Regions from separate parts of the Homo sapiens genome. Here region 2 is linked to region 1. The links are chromatin contacts, found by Hi-C or POLR2A ChIA-PET in ENCODE. All regions are on one chromosome and are shown on one strand. Each heading gives the region's core, a stretch centred on a gene start or an enhancer-like site at or near the end of the contact. The rest is flanking DNA. Distances are from core to core; before and after follow the strand shown. Region 1 overlaps SLC22A23 (solute carrier family 22 member 23). Region 2 holds the start of TGILR (TGF-beta induced TARBP2 interacting lncRNA).

The links. A loop is a pair of places that touch in the nucleus more often than their neighbours do. ChIA-PET counts read pairs that join two places held with the same protein, here RNA polymerase II (POLR2A).
Region 2: a loop to region 1 is called in a map of mammary epithelial cell, with 3 times the contacts of the local background. The contact joins the promoter of TGILR here to the enhancer-like site in region 1. A Hi-C loop is called at or near these places in 1 of 168 maps with a recorded cell type or tissue (mammary epithelial cell). POLR2A ChIA-PET finds 5 or more read pairs at or near these places in 1 of 52 experiments (HepG2).

Annotation. Positions count from the first base shown.
Region 1 is chr6:3,389,462-3,396,527 of GRCh38, forward strand. The region is part of intron 3 of SLC22A23 (solute carrier family 22 member 23); the gene reads right to left. Among named protein-coding and RNA genes, the nearest start is that of SLC22A23, 64 kb to the right of the region's middle. Within about 2 kb of position 1,415, at least 10 of the 41 ENCODE cell types and tissues checked have a DNase peak (open chromatin) inside an H3K27ac peak, as active enhancers do; they include mammary epithelial cell, where a contact is called at or near this core.
Region 2 is chr6:3,909,751-3,917,294 of GRCh38, forward strand. It overlaps TGILR (TGF-beta induced TARBP2 interacting lncRNA), which reads right to left and starts at 2,252. Exons shown (of 1, transcript NR_198974.1): 1 at 1-2,252. It also overlaps the pseudogene RPS25P7. RefSeq lists a silencer at 1,982-2,179.

The sequences.
Region 1 (7,066 bases), core at 165-2,664:
GACTGTGACCAGAGAAACAAGCTGGTGAGCGCTGAGGAGGCAGTCAGGGAAGGCCTCTCTCAGCAGGGAGGTGGGGCGAGGAACAGAGACAATGTCTCCACAGAGTGCTTGGCATCCTTTCTGTCTACTGCTCTCTTACTGCCCGGCCTCACCACCATTTCAGGCTCACTACAGTCACCCCTCCTCCCACTCCATGAAGCCCTAAACTCCTCAGGGTGGTGGAATCACTCATGGAGATGGCCTAGAGCCTGTGCAGGAGAAAGTACAGGGATGAAGTTATCCTTCCTGACTTACCGAAGGATCAGAATCACCCCTGCAAAGCAGGCATAAGGGGAAAGGGAGCTGGTACGTGCATTTCAGGCTGCTGCCAGCTGCTTGGAATCCACTGCACAGCACCACACCCGTTAGTGGAGAACGGCCTTGCTGGAACCGGTTTCAAAGATTCGCTCTCATTGTTGCCTTTTGGCTAACTTCGCAAAGCTGATGTACCCATCCTCCAAAAATAAGACTCAGCCAGTCAAAGGATGGGCTAAAATACAAAAGTGACATCATCACTTTGCATTTCAAAAAAAGGCCTGGTTTGGGATGAAATGAACAGAGTTCTCCTGGCACGGCATCACTGGGCCAGTTGCCACCATCCGTCCGTGGGCTCATCCGGAACAGCAACCAGCGGTGAGCCACAGTCAGGAAAAGGAATGAGGCTCTCTCCATAACCTCCAGGCCTATGTTAAACTTCACATCCAATGACACCGAGGAGGAAAGGTACCGAAGAAAGAAAGCAGAACTGCCTGGAAATTGAAACACTCAGCCATCTCAGGTAATTGGCCTCAATCACAGAATACTACTCAATTAGATTTTAAAAGATGCCCCTCTGTCAGAATGCAGAGAGATCTAAGTAGATCCTGCATCCCTCTTCTCTGCCCCACTCTCCCTCTCTCCTCCCTCCCCAAAGTCCAATTAAGTCCAAGTGCCAACCTAACATGAGAAGGCTAAGAATTCTGTTCACATCTACCATGACCTTAGTCCACAGGATCTCTCATGAGAAGAAAGCCACACAGTTGGAGTGAACTCTAGTGCTCCCCGGGGCCTAGAGTTCTGAGGTACACTTCGGGTTCACTTGCAGGTTTAAATGTTACCTAAGAATAACCTAATGCAGAGATGTACACACTGGGGCCACTATGGTTCTATTTCACTATGGATCAGTTCAATGCACCAAAAGCTGGCTGCCACTCAGCATCTCTGAGCCTGGTATGTATCAGTGGACCCCAAGTGGGGCTATGGAGTGTACTAAACATCATCACTGAACATTTATATTCTAAACATCAGTCTCAGGCCCTACAGGCTTCAATAATATGCTGCCTATCTGCCAAACCACTGGCTTCCAATGCGGAAGCTGGAGTTCTGCCCAGAAGCCGCACCCAGAGATCTGAGGGAACCATGACACTTACTGTTGATGTTGGCGCCTCTTTTTCCGTGAATTTGGTCAACTGCCTGAATGGAATGAAGAGAATCATACCCTGACTCATTAGAGTGATGAAAAATTTCTCAAACTTACCAAAAATGCCCCTGACAAGAAGATACAAGATCAGCCCTGTCCCTTCTCTCACGGAGCTACAATGAAAATAACAGCAATGACTCGGGGGAATCAACCAGTAATGGTAAGGAAAAGGAAGAGAGTGACTCTAGGTTATCATTCATTATTCACCATTCCCCTTTTGGGCTCATGGAAATGTGATTTGCACACAAATGTCCTCACCAGCTCATGGAGACTTTATTCTTGCTGATATCAATTCATTAATCAATACCTGTAGGATGTGGGTTGAGCAACAGGTTTTGAATCCCACCAACTGTTCGGGCATCCACGCCAAATCCATCTGGGTCATGAGGCTTTGTGAGAAATCTCAGCAAATTCCCTCTACTATTCAAAAACACTTGTGATATATCTCTAATATGTGGGAATTGGACTAAAAAGTCTAGCCCTTCCAGCTTTAACAATTTAGAATCACATATGTATATCTATTCTGCAATACTGCGGCACAGATCTTCATCGTGTTCCATGAATTCATTCATTCATCATGTTCCATGAATTCATTCATTCATCAAACTAGTATTTAGATACCCATTCTGTGCCAGGTGCAAATCCAAGCACTGGAAATGGAGTGGAGAGCAAGAACAATAAGGACCCTGCTTTCAAGGTGTTTCCTCTAGAGTGGATGAGTGGTATGCGGAGATACAAATACACAAATAAATGAAGGTATTTTAAGGTAGGGCAGATGCTTTAAAAAAGGCTGGGTGAGTCTGAAGAAATTGTTTGGGTACTGATTAGACTAGCTAGCCTGAGAAAGTTCCACAGGCATCAACTGAAAAGCGATCATAGTGACAAGACCGGACCAGGCCTGCAGAGGTCTGGAGGGGAGCATTTCAGGCAGAGGGAAAGGTGAGTACAAAGGAACTAAGGAGCAAGCAGGAGCTGAAAGATCCATCTGGCTGGACACAGTGCAAGATCAAAGGGCCAAACCATGCAAGATAGCATGGACTGCAGTAGCATTTGGAATGCACGATGGAAGCTGTTAGAGCGTGTGGCAAAGACCACCAGTCATCCTCCAAGACCATGCTCCCCTTCTTCCTACAGGCTCATAGCTGTACAAAACAAGACCAAGTTCTCCAGCCACCCTTGCAATTGGGTGTGGATAGGTTGCTGAGATCTGGCCAATGGGATGTGAAAAGTGGTACCCATGACTTCTGAGCAGTGACCTGAAGGGGAAGGAGTGTTCCTTCTTCCTCTTTTCCACTGCTCTGCTGGCTGGATTAGGACAGCAGAAGGGGCCTGGGCTCCCAGTGTCATGGGACTGCCACAGCAGCCCAGGACTGACTATATTGATGATAGAAATAAACTCCACTTTGTTTAAATCCCTGTTGTTCTGGTTTTAAGTGCTTTCAGAAATGAAGCTATTGCTAACTATATAGACAGATCGATGCAGGAGAGTAGAAGCTCTGATTCAGGCTGTATGAATATCACCCTAGTTGTAAGTGAAGAATGAGCTGTAGAGGTCTGAACAGGAAGCAAGAAGATCAGTTAGAAAGCCATTGTGCTTAGTTTTCCAGGCATGAAATGAAAAGGCTTTGCCTCAGGGGGTGGCAGTGGAGACAGAGAAATTGAGGGACTCAGAATGTAATTTGGAGGAAGAACTGAGAGGATTTGCTGATCAAGGGAGAGAGAGAGAAGAAAGGGTGACTCTTACCCATTTTTGGCTTGAGCAACTGCATGGATAATGGTTCTAGGGAGGGATGGCTCTGAGGATGTGGGAGGAAGGAGGGTTCTGTTTTGGCCACACAATCTGAAATGCCTACTGGACATCCAAGTGGAACATCCACAAGGCAGTAGGGTATACGATTTTGGAACTCAGCAGGGAGGTCAGAGTTGGTGATATACACCTGGGAGTCTCTGGCCTATGGAGAGGTGAATTAGTGCCATGTTTCTAGCAGAGCAGACACACAGAGAGTGTAGATGGAGAAATGTCAGGAGCCCCAGATCCAACCTTTGGAGGGAGGGCAAAGGAAGGGAAAAGCCAAGTGGGTGAGGTATCATGAAAGCAAAGAAGAGGGTGTGGTCAAGCTGGGTCAGACACTGCTGAGAAGTTCAGATAAGCAAAAGAGAAAATGACCAAGCCTGTGGCAGCCTGGAGGCTGTGGGTTATCTTATCAAGGGAATTCCACCTGAGCAGCGGGGGTGACGAAAGCCTCAGTGGACTGAGGCAAGGACGGAAAGCAAGGCCCCAGAGACAATGCTTGGGGCTCATGTTTGGAGAAGTTTTGCTGTGAAAGGGAGAAATGATGCTACTGTCTCTAATTCTACTTGCTGCCTGAACTGGGCCCATCCAATATAATAGCCACGAGCCATACGTGGTTACTTATGTGAATTAAAATGGTTTTAAATGACAAATTCAGTCCCTTAGTTACTCCTGCACATCTCAAGCACTCAATAGCACACGTGCCTAGTGCTGGACTATTGGGCAGTGCAGGTAGAGAACATTTGCCTTGATGCTGCAGGTTCTCTTAGGCAGCTCTGACCTAAACCCTCCTCTAAGTTCCTCTTTGAAACTGTTGATTATGCTTGGTTTGCCTCATAGGATGATGTGAGCGGGAAAATGGCAGCAGAAATACATGTTTCCCACTTGATTTTCCTTTTATAACTTAGACATGTGACAACCATTGCTCCACGCCTTTGTCCAAATTCTTTGGGTTCATGTTTACAAACTGTTTATAATAACTTTCAACGTTTGAAGAGGGCAGCGGTCTGCATAGCTTCTCAGCGGGTAATTATTCTCAGGTTTTCAATCGTTCCTTCATTCGGAGTTACCTCTTCATCCCTCTGAAAAGAGGATAGGAACGAGGCAACGGCCTCTCAGGCCCTGGAGATGGTGTGGCTTCTCCCTGTGCCCTTCCCTCCTCTCCCTGCACTCCACACAGGCATCACAAATGGAAAAGCCAACTGTGCAAACATTCGCTTCTACCGTCACAAGGTGAAAAGGAAAAATGCCAAAAAGGAGAGCTTGGAAACACAGCAGAAGAGCAATGACCCCCTGCAGAGAACATGAAATAAGATCCGGCAGTGACCCCACTAAAGACACGGAAAATAAGGTCCAACCCAGAACTGGTCAGAGAACACCACTGTGCTTTAGAGTAACAATTACAAAGGAAAAGAGGGATCGGGCACTGTAATATCCCGGGACTGCAGCTTGTACTCTCTGGGTGGTGCATTCTGTAATTCAATTAAATCCTTGCAAAGAACAAGATCCGTGTATCACAGAGTCATCAGATACTCCCCCAGCAACTCCAGGCACACATGAAAGTTCTCACAATAATTCCTGTATGTGGTTGGTGGGCTCTAGACTCACGGGACTCAAGAAGCCCAGGTGAAACACAAGAAAACTGAATGATGATTCCAAAGACCATCTTTTCAGTGGCAAAACTGTCAAGAACAGGAATGATTGTGGTAAATTTCATTTATGGGAAATATAGATTTGAGTGATTAGTTCTCCATTTAACTTTTTCCAGGGATGCCTACTGCATCAAAGAGGAAATTATCAGGTTGAATTTGTGAAACTGCACAAACTATGGTTGCTTCATGGCAGCCCCTGGAATCAGAAGGGTGTGACCCCCAGAGTGATCCCCCCCAAACACAAAGCAAAGCACATCACTTTGTCCCTCAAAAAGCTGGCAGTGGCTCTCCAGGGCCCACAGGGTAAAGACCAGACCCCTTAAGTCTCCACGTCGCTCTGAGGCCTGCCCCGCTCTGGTCTACCTTTGCACAGCCCCCACATGATAGTCCCATGTCCTCTGTGGAGAGTCACATCCTGTCTGGCCAGGCTCCCTGGTGACAGGGGCTAAGACTCGGGGAAGGGACTTCATCCTCAGATGCTGGAGAAAGCAGCCAGAGAGTCACAGAGGCAGCCCAACCATGGAGTCACAGGCAGGGGGCAGGTCTAAACCACACCATCAACCCAGTGATGAAAAGCAGGCACCAAGGCGGGCAGGTATGAGGCAGGGAGGACGGGTCACCAAGGTGGGGCTGGGCTCCAGGATGCTGGCTCCGGAAGTGGGCAGGAATATTGTAGCCATCTCTGGGTGTGTTCTTGGCAGTCTACAGAAGTTTTAAAATCGTATGCTCTCATGTCAGTGAAAAACTTAGTCTTATATTAATACAAGGGTATTCTCAATCATCTGGATGGGATGCCTGTAGCCCAGTGTGAACCTATAATAAGATTTTGGAGCCCACATTTTCATCTGGATTTATACGCACCAAAGGCCACATGTCACCATGACTGGCTGCACAAATGCAGGTCTAACAGGTATGAATAAAGTAGTAGGAGAATCAAGATCTCACATGCGTACGGCAAACCCTACTGAGCCTGAGCGTCAGGCAGGGGACCACAAGGACTGTGCCCATCCATCTTGTAAAGATCAGCTTCATTAGCAAGAAGAGTAATAGGAAAACAGGCAATAACGAATGCTTCCAATCTCAATGACAGCCATAAATGGACTAACTGCATATTTAATTATTACTTTAAAGTAATGCCACAAATCTAACTTTATCTTCAGGAGACAGATAGAGTAGCGCAGCCATCAGGCACCCCATTATAGCGAATGACTGAGGCTTGCTCATGGAGCAGGCCAGGGGTGAAATACATAAAGCTTGAGTATTCCATGTCAGCCAAGCCTTAAAATCACTGCCATCTCAGATGGCAAAATTACGCAAAAAGGCAACATGTATACTGGCATTACTCAAGTCAAAATGCCAAAATAGATTAAATATTAATCTGAATCTGAAGCTACATCTTTCTCCTATTCAACCCATCATGAGTCAGTGGGTAATTCTGTTTCAGGAAAAGACTATTGTCCATCACATGGAACTCCTGGATTGAAATTATATTATACAGGTTTTGAAACTGTTGTTAATATTTTGGTTTTATAGTTATTTGGAAGTTACGAGAACTCATGCAAATTCCTTACAAGATGATTGTACACATTTAAATAATACTATACTAACATATTTCAAGTCAAAAAAAGATGGGGCTGTTGGGAACAACACAGCAGTATAAACAGGGCACTAGAGCCAGGCGGACTTGGGACCGGGGAAGTTCTGTTTGCTCCATCTCTTAGTGATATACGGAAGGGAAGTGCTAGGAAGGGAAGAGCTGGGTAGAGGAGGGCATGGTCCCTGGCTAGGGCTCCATCCCCACAGACCTAGGTGAGGACAGGCATTTCCTGCCCAAGACCACCCTGGCCTGCCACGCCCCCATCCTGTGCCCCGGAGATGGCCAGGTGCAGTGGCTTATGCCTGTAATCCCAGCTCTTTGGGAGGCCAAGGCGGGCAGACCATGAGGTCAAGAGATCGAGACCATCCTGACCAACATGGTGAATCCCCATCTCTACTAAAAATACAAAAATTAGCTGGGCATCTGTAGTCCCAGCTACTCGGGAGGCTGAGGCAGGAGAATCACTTGAACCCGGGAGGCAGAGGTTGCAGTGAGCCAAGATCGCGCCACTGCACTCCAGCCTGGTG
Region 2 (7,544 bases), core at 1,002-3,501, 520 kb after region 1:
AAAAATCCATCAAGCAAATGATTCAAGGTTCACCTCCCACATGCTCTCTGGATAAATTGCAGGATGGTGGTTTATATGCAGTATTGGGCCTCGCTCCTGAGCCACATTGAGCTACATATTAAGCACCACTACTTCAGTGGGATCAAACAGTCCTGTAAATAACAACCTCATAGCCAGTTACTGACATCAACTCCATCCACAGGCTTTGGGAAATTACCTCCAGCCACATCAGCGTATTTCTTTTTAATATCTCAGAAAAAGGTATGAAATTGCTCATTCCCAGCTCATATTACATTGACCAGTAATAGAAAGATACTGCTTTGCTCTGCATGTGGCAGAATGTGGTCCCCTCTGGCCCTGCCCAGCCAGCTCTGTGCCCCCGACCACCAACCCTGAGTGCAGAGCCCGTCTCTAGCCTGTGAAGTCTGTCTTTTTTTGGAGCCTGTAGCTTTTTGAGAGAATGACCAGGGGGCACTTGCTTTGAGTTGTGGGAGTTTTCTCCTTTGTTTGAAGGAAGGGTCCTACTGTTTTCTCTGAGGCCTGCTGCTGCCTTGGAGATAGGCTTCTTGCTTCTTAACAGCTAAGCAGTTGGAGAAAAACCAACGATTTCTTCCTTTCGCAGCAGTGTGTCTTCTCTGGGAAATTCAAAGCATAACTCTTGACAACAGTCCTGGATACCTGGTGCCCTGCACCCCCCTCCGTGGTCGTGCAGACACTGAATCCTCCCTGAAGCACAACAATCCTGCCCTAACTCCCTTCCACCCACCACCACAGGTGGCCAACTACTTTAAAAGTCCATAGCTCAACCATTTTTACAAAAACTACAGCTATTTGGAATTTCTGTGTTTAACCCGCATGAATTTGATATGTCTTCTCCAGACAAGGGAACTCTTTTCTCCTTCAGTGTGTGTGTGATAGGAATGACCTGAGACATAGAGTCAGAAGCCCTAGGTCCCAGCTCTGGCCCCACTGTGAACAAGCTGATTTCTCTGAACCATTGTCTCCATATCTGTAAAACGTGCATCCCCAAAAATGCCTAATTCAGAGAGGGCAATGAATAAAAAATATACTTGAAAAGTATGGGAGAATGCACCTTATAAATTCTAAAACCAAAATATGATATTACCAAACCATGAAACTTGGCCAGAAAGATGTAATCTGTTCTTATGATGAATTTAACAAATGGATTGCTGTGATTTTTATGGACCCGTTAATATGGTTTCCACAAATAATGAATAGCCAGTAGAAATTGATACACAAAGGATTCAAAATTATTGATTGGCTGTGCAGTGAGCCAGGGAAAGAAAGTGGCAGAATTTTTCTTGATTTATAAAGAAAAAATGAGGGAAGAAGAAAAGATGGGTGAGCTTAAGACAAACATAAGAACCTAACAGAAAGAATATGCACAACTTGGACTACAACAAATAGCTGGGAAATGAGTGACAGGAAGCAAGCTCACCGGCTACATTCTTATCTGGGTCACAATGGAAAGGATATGTCTTCTGCATCTTCACTCTCCCTCTCTGTCTCTGACTCCTATTGTCCACTAGGAAAACAAGCGCTGGAAGTCAAGAACTTTCTCAACACTGGAGCCCAGTGCCCAAATCCATGGCTGGCAGGAGCTGGACTTCAGTGGCCAGTGGCTGAAAGACCTGCAGGCCACTCTTGAGAAAGGGCATGAAGTGGCCTCAGACACCTCCAGTATCTCCTGTTCATGGGGGTCCCTGCTCTCCCAAATGGTTCAGATGCTTCAAAGTTTAACCAGTAGACATAAGAGGAATGTTCTGGAAGCCATTCAGCACTGTCCACAATGTCGCAGGATGAGCAGATCTGTCTGCTAGTAGAAGGAAATGCCGTTAGAGTTTGCTGACCTGAACCCAGATACCAAGTCAACCCAGGTCTTATCCCATCAAGTTGACATCCGCTCTACACAGATCAATGTTTGCAAGAATCATCTCTCTCTGCTCTCTCTCTTCTTCCTTCCTCCACATTACTTGCAGTCTTTTCTAGCCATCAGTTCTCCTGGAGGGTCCTGGCTCCACCTGGAGATCTACAGCAAAGTCCTAGAGGTCCTGCTGAATTTGCTTTTCCCTTTCTCTCCTTGTGGCAGAGCAGCGGCAGGAGAGCTAGGGATGTTCTCCTGCTATGCTGATGCTACTCACAGCAAAACTCCTTCGGTGTTATGCTAACAAGTTTCTGTCTCAACTCCATCTTTCCGCACACTCCTCTCCCTGCTAGGTGCAAGGAGGGGGAAAGAAAACAATCTCTCCCTATGCACTTTAAACATTCCCTGTGATGTGTCACCAGACTTTATCGCCTTTCAGGCACTAGTGAGTCACTTTTTGAGGCAGGGCCCCCGCTCTAATGTCCACAGAATCCCGAAGCAGAGATGCTGCCAAATTCACCCCCACTGGTGGCTCACTGCCAAGGAGAAACAGGAGCTGTCTTTTTTCAGAGGTCTTTAAAAATAGTGTAGGAGGCCAGGGGTACATTAAGTGACCTCTGGAGGTCCAGTCTGGGCTCAGGAAGTTCTGACAAATTCAAAAATGTAGGTTTTAAGAGACTTGGGGGGCTTTACACAACGAGGCCCTTTTTAGCATTTGCTGCTGCAGGCTGATGGGCTGAATTAATCACTGTTCCTCTAATCAACTAAGGAAAATGGTCTTTCCTTCAAAAACAGCTGTCAGCAATGACTATAAATTGGTTCATTTTATGCAGAAAGATGCCCTGTGATAGGCTGTCAGCCAAATGAATGCTGACTTCAATGTGACTTGAAACAGAATGTTGGAAGTGGCAATATATGAATGGAACAAAACAGGACAATGAAGCAGCATCTCCATAGTCACAGCGAGGCATCATGAAGGATATACAGGGAGTACATTTTGAGACTGACAAGCAAAAATCATAATCTTAACAATGTTGCCTAATGTTTAGTGAGCACTTATTATGTCCTAGACTCTACACTAAATATGTCATTTGTCTTATTCCACCTACCATTAAAATATTTCCGAGCAGGAGTGTTTCTATTGAGACCTGCCAGAACATTGTCAAAATCATAGGCCCAAAGAGCCTAGCTTGAAAGCATGCTGTACTCTAGCAGAGGGGCCTGGAAATGCACAAATCACAGAGACAAACACAAATCAGAGCGGCAGAAGCCACCTTGGTCTGAAGCTGGACTTAGGAGAAAAGGCTCTCCACTTGCTATAATAGGTCTTTAGACAATTTCACACCCTCCAGGTCTCTGGCAGAGCTTAGAGGCTAAAATTTTGTTTAAAAACAAACAAAAGCAGTTTGCCTTAAGTGGGCAAATGGAAAGGGAGATTTTTTACTTGCAAATAAGGAAATGATATTTAGTAATTTTCTAAGCATCTGTCTGTCCTATGTTTTGCTTTAGGGACCTATAACATTCCTCAGTGCTTGCCAATCTCTAGTTTGGAAGCCAAAAGACACTACCTCATAGGCAGTGAGTCAGCAAATGAGAGTGGGTGGGAAGCCAAGGGAGTAAGAATAGGTGGAAAGGGCTGGACAGACTCCAAATCCAAGCTCTGTCACTGACGAGCTTCAGGACTTCGGAAAAATTACACTAACTCCTTTAGCCTACCTCCTAATCTGTAAAACAGACATAACGAATGCTACCTTGCAGAGTCGCTGTGTTCATGAGATAATGAACATACATTATTCATTGCCCATGGATGTGCCTGCTACATAGTCAAGATTAACTCATGGTAACTATTATTTAAAAGGACCACTGGATCCAACTCCAAGATTTACTATAAAGCTATGGTAATGAAGGCAGTGTGGTATTGGTGAAAGAACAGAGAAAAAGATCAATGGAACAAAATAGAAAACCTGGAAATAGACTTACATAAATATAGTCAGCTGATCTTCAATAAAGGAACAAAGACATTTCAATGGAACAAAGGTCATCTTTTCAACTAATAGAGCTGGAACAACTTGTCCACAAAAGAGTCAAACTCTGTAAATATTTGAGGAGATTTGTTCTGAGCCAAATATGAGTGACTAATGGCTCATGGCATAGCCCTCAGGAGATCCTGAGAACACGTGCCCAAGGTGGGGTCAGGGTACAGCTTGGTTTTATACATTTTATTTTATTTTGTTTTTTTATTTAATAAAGTTTTATTTTTCCAAATGTACAATTGGTTGAACCTGTTCATGCATCTTCACCAGCAGCTGGAGCATCCCCGCCCTTGGTATTTCTGGTGTAAATTACTTGAACTCTGTGCTTTGAAACAGTTTGTTAAGTCCTTTACTAAGGAGCTCCTGAAGGGCTGCTCTGGCCAGGGAACCTCGAATCTTTAGTCTCTTAGAGACCACAGCTGGAGCTCTAAGTTTATAGTTGGGAACTTCCTTACAGAGTTTGTCATAAGTAGCTTTGTCAAACAAGACTAAGTTATTGAGCTTGTCCCGAACTTTGCCTTTGGATCACTTCTTCATTTTGGCTTTGCCCCAGGATTTGTTCACTGGGTCTTTGTCTTTCTTGCCCAACTTTTTGGCATCTTTCTTCTTCTTGTTGTCCTTGGGTGCCCTTGTGAAGCTCAGAGAGCAGCGGAGAACCGATTTTACACATTTTATGAGACAAGAGACATCAATCAAATACATATAACACGTACATTGATTCAGTCCAGAAAGACAGGACAACGGGAAGCTGAAGGGCTTCCAGGTCACAGGTAGATTCAAAGATTTTCTGATTGGCAATTGGTTGAGAGAGTCAAGTTATTGTCTGAAGACTTAGGAATGTCTGGGTTAAGATAAGTGGTTGTGGAAACCAAGGTTTTATCACACAGATGAAGCCTCCTGGTAGAAGGCTTCAGAGAGAATAGATTGTATTTCTCATCAGACTTAAAGAATCTGTTCTATTAGTAATTTCAAAAGGGAGGAGGATGTAATGAGGCATGTCTGACCTCCGCTTCCCATCATGACTTGAACTCGCTTTTCAGGTTACCTTTCGAACGCCCTTGCTAAGAGGAGGGTTCCATTCAGATGGTTTGGGGGCTTAGAATTTTGTTTTCGGTTTATAAACCGGGTGTTCAAATGCATATATATCCCCATAACTATATATATATATATATATATATATATATATATATATATATATATATATATAACTATATATATAACTTTATATATAGTCTTTGCACCCTTCACAAAAACTAACTCCAAATAGATCAGAGACCTAATAGTAAAATGAAAAACTATAAAACTCCTAAAAAGTAACATCAGAGAGAATACAGATTACCATGATTCCTTCAATGACTTCTTAGATACAACACCAAAAGCACAATCCATGAAAGAAAACATTGATAAGCTGTACTTCATTAAAATTAAAACACCAAAAGCACAAGCCATGAAAGAAAACATTGATAAGTTGTACTTCATTAAAATTAAAACTTCAGTCTGTGACAGCCAGTTAAGAAAATGCAAAAACCAGCAATAGAGTGTGCAGTCAATTCCTTTCATTTGATGTTACCTCAATTTCCGTTTTCATTCTCATACAAGAAGCAGGGCTCAACCACCTTTGATGTGGTTTCCAGTTCTCCACCTCCTCCCAGTTCCTCAAGGTGCTTGATCCAAATATCTGCCCCATACAACCACCTCCTGGTGACCACCTCTCTATGGGACAGCTAGATACAACTTGCTTGAAGCACTCCACTGACCCCCACATTCTGCATGGACAACACAGATATTCCACAGTGACCACCTCTCAGTCACAGCAGAACTCAGAATTCATGCCTGCTTGCTGTGAAGCCACTAATTTGAACTCCCCACGAGAAACCTGCCCGTTTCACATCTTAGACTTGAATAAAGCCTGGCCCGCCAGTCCCTCCCCACGCCTCTCTTGCTCGCCACATGCTGGTTGAGTGTGTGTGTCCAGGATGGCTTCCCCCTTTCCCTTGGCCCTGTGAGGCATGCTGCCCTGTTCTCTCTGGGACCTGTAAGTAATACACGGCTCCTGGTATTCCGTGTGTTTTATTGGGTTGCCTCCTCTGGGTCTCACCTGATTAACACGCCCAAACCTAACTTCTTTCCTAGTTAGGGCTCTCCTAGACAGTGGCTATGTTCATAGGAATAAACTAGACACAGTTCAGACCAGAGTCCCAAGGGAGTCTGCCAGTATAAACAGGTTTGTTGTGTGAGAAGGATACCTCCTCACAGATCAGACACTTTGGCATTAGGCCATCTGCCAGGATAAAGAAGTACCCCCCAAAAGGCACATTGCAAACATCCACAACCAAACCTGCTGGAGCTCCAGTAGGGTGAGGCTAGAGTTTATAGCCACTCTGCAGAGAGAGTCCTCAAGACCAAATTAGAAAAAAGTACATATTTTTTTCTGGAGAAAAATTTGCAAAACACGTATCTGATAAAGGACTGTTATCCAAAATATGCAAAACAAACATAAAAATAATTAAGACTCAACAATAAGAAAACAATTAACCCAGTTATAAAATCGGGAACAAATCTGAACATATTTCTCACCAAAAAAGATATAGAGATGGAAAATAATCATATGAAAAGATGCTCAGCATCATCTGTCATTAGCAACTGGAAACTAAAACAATGAGATACTGCTATGCACCTATTAGAATAGCTAAAATGCAAACTCTAACAACACCAAATGCTGGAGAGGATGTGACACAACAGGAACTTTCAATCATTGCTGGTGAGAATGCAAAACAGTACAATCACTTAGAAGGCCGTTTGGCAGGTTCCTATAAAACTAAACATTCATACAAGCAGCCATGTTCTTTGATACTTACTCAGTGAAGTTGAAAATTTAGGTCCACTTAAAAACCTGCACATGGATGTTTATAGCAGCTTTATTTATAATTGCCAAAACTTGGAGGCAACCAAAACATTCTTTAGTAGGTGAGTTAATAAATAAACTGTGGTACTTCCAGACAATGAAATATTATCCATTGCTAAAAGAAGTGAGCTGTCAAACCATTATTGGGAACAGGCCCCCCAAAATCTGGCCATAAACTGGCCCCAAAACTTGCCATAAAGAAAATCTCTGCAGCACTGTGACATGTTCATGATGGTCATGACACCCACGCTGGAAGGTTGTGGGTTTACCAGAATGAGGGCAAGGAACACCTGGCCCACCCAGGGCGGAAAACCGCTTAAAAGCATTCTTAAAACACCAACAATAGCATGAGTGATCTGTGCCTTAAGGACATGCTCCTGCTGCAGATAACTAGCCAAACCTAACCCTTCATTTTGGCCCATCCCTTCATTTCCCATAAGGAATACTTTTAGTTAATCTATAATCTATACAAACAATGCTTACCACTGGCTTGCTGTCAGTAAATACGTGGGTAAATCTCTATTCAGAGCTCTCAGCTCTGAAGGCTGTGAGACCCCTGATTTCCCACTCCACACCTCAATATTTCTGTGTGTGTGTCTTTAATTCCTCTAGCACCACTGGGTTAGGGTCTCCCCAGACTGAGCTGGTCTTGGCAACCATGAAAAGACATGGTGGAAACTTAAATGCATATTAGAAGTGAGATAAGCAAATTTGAAAAGGC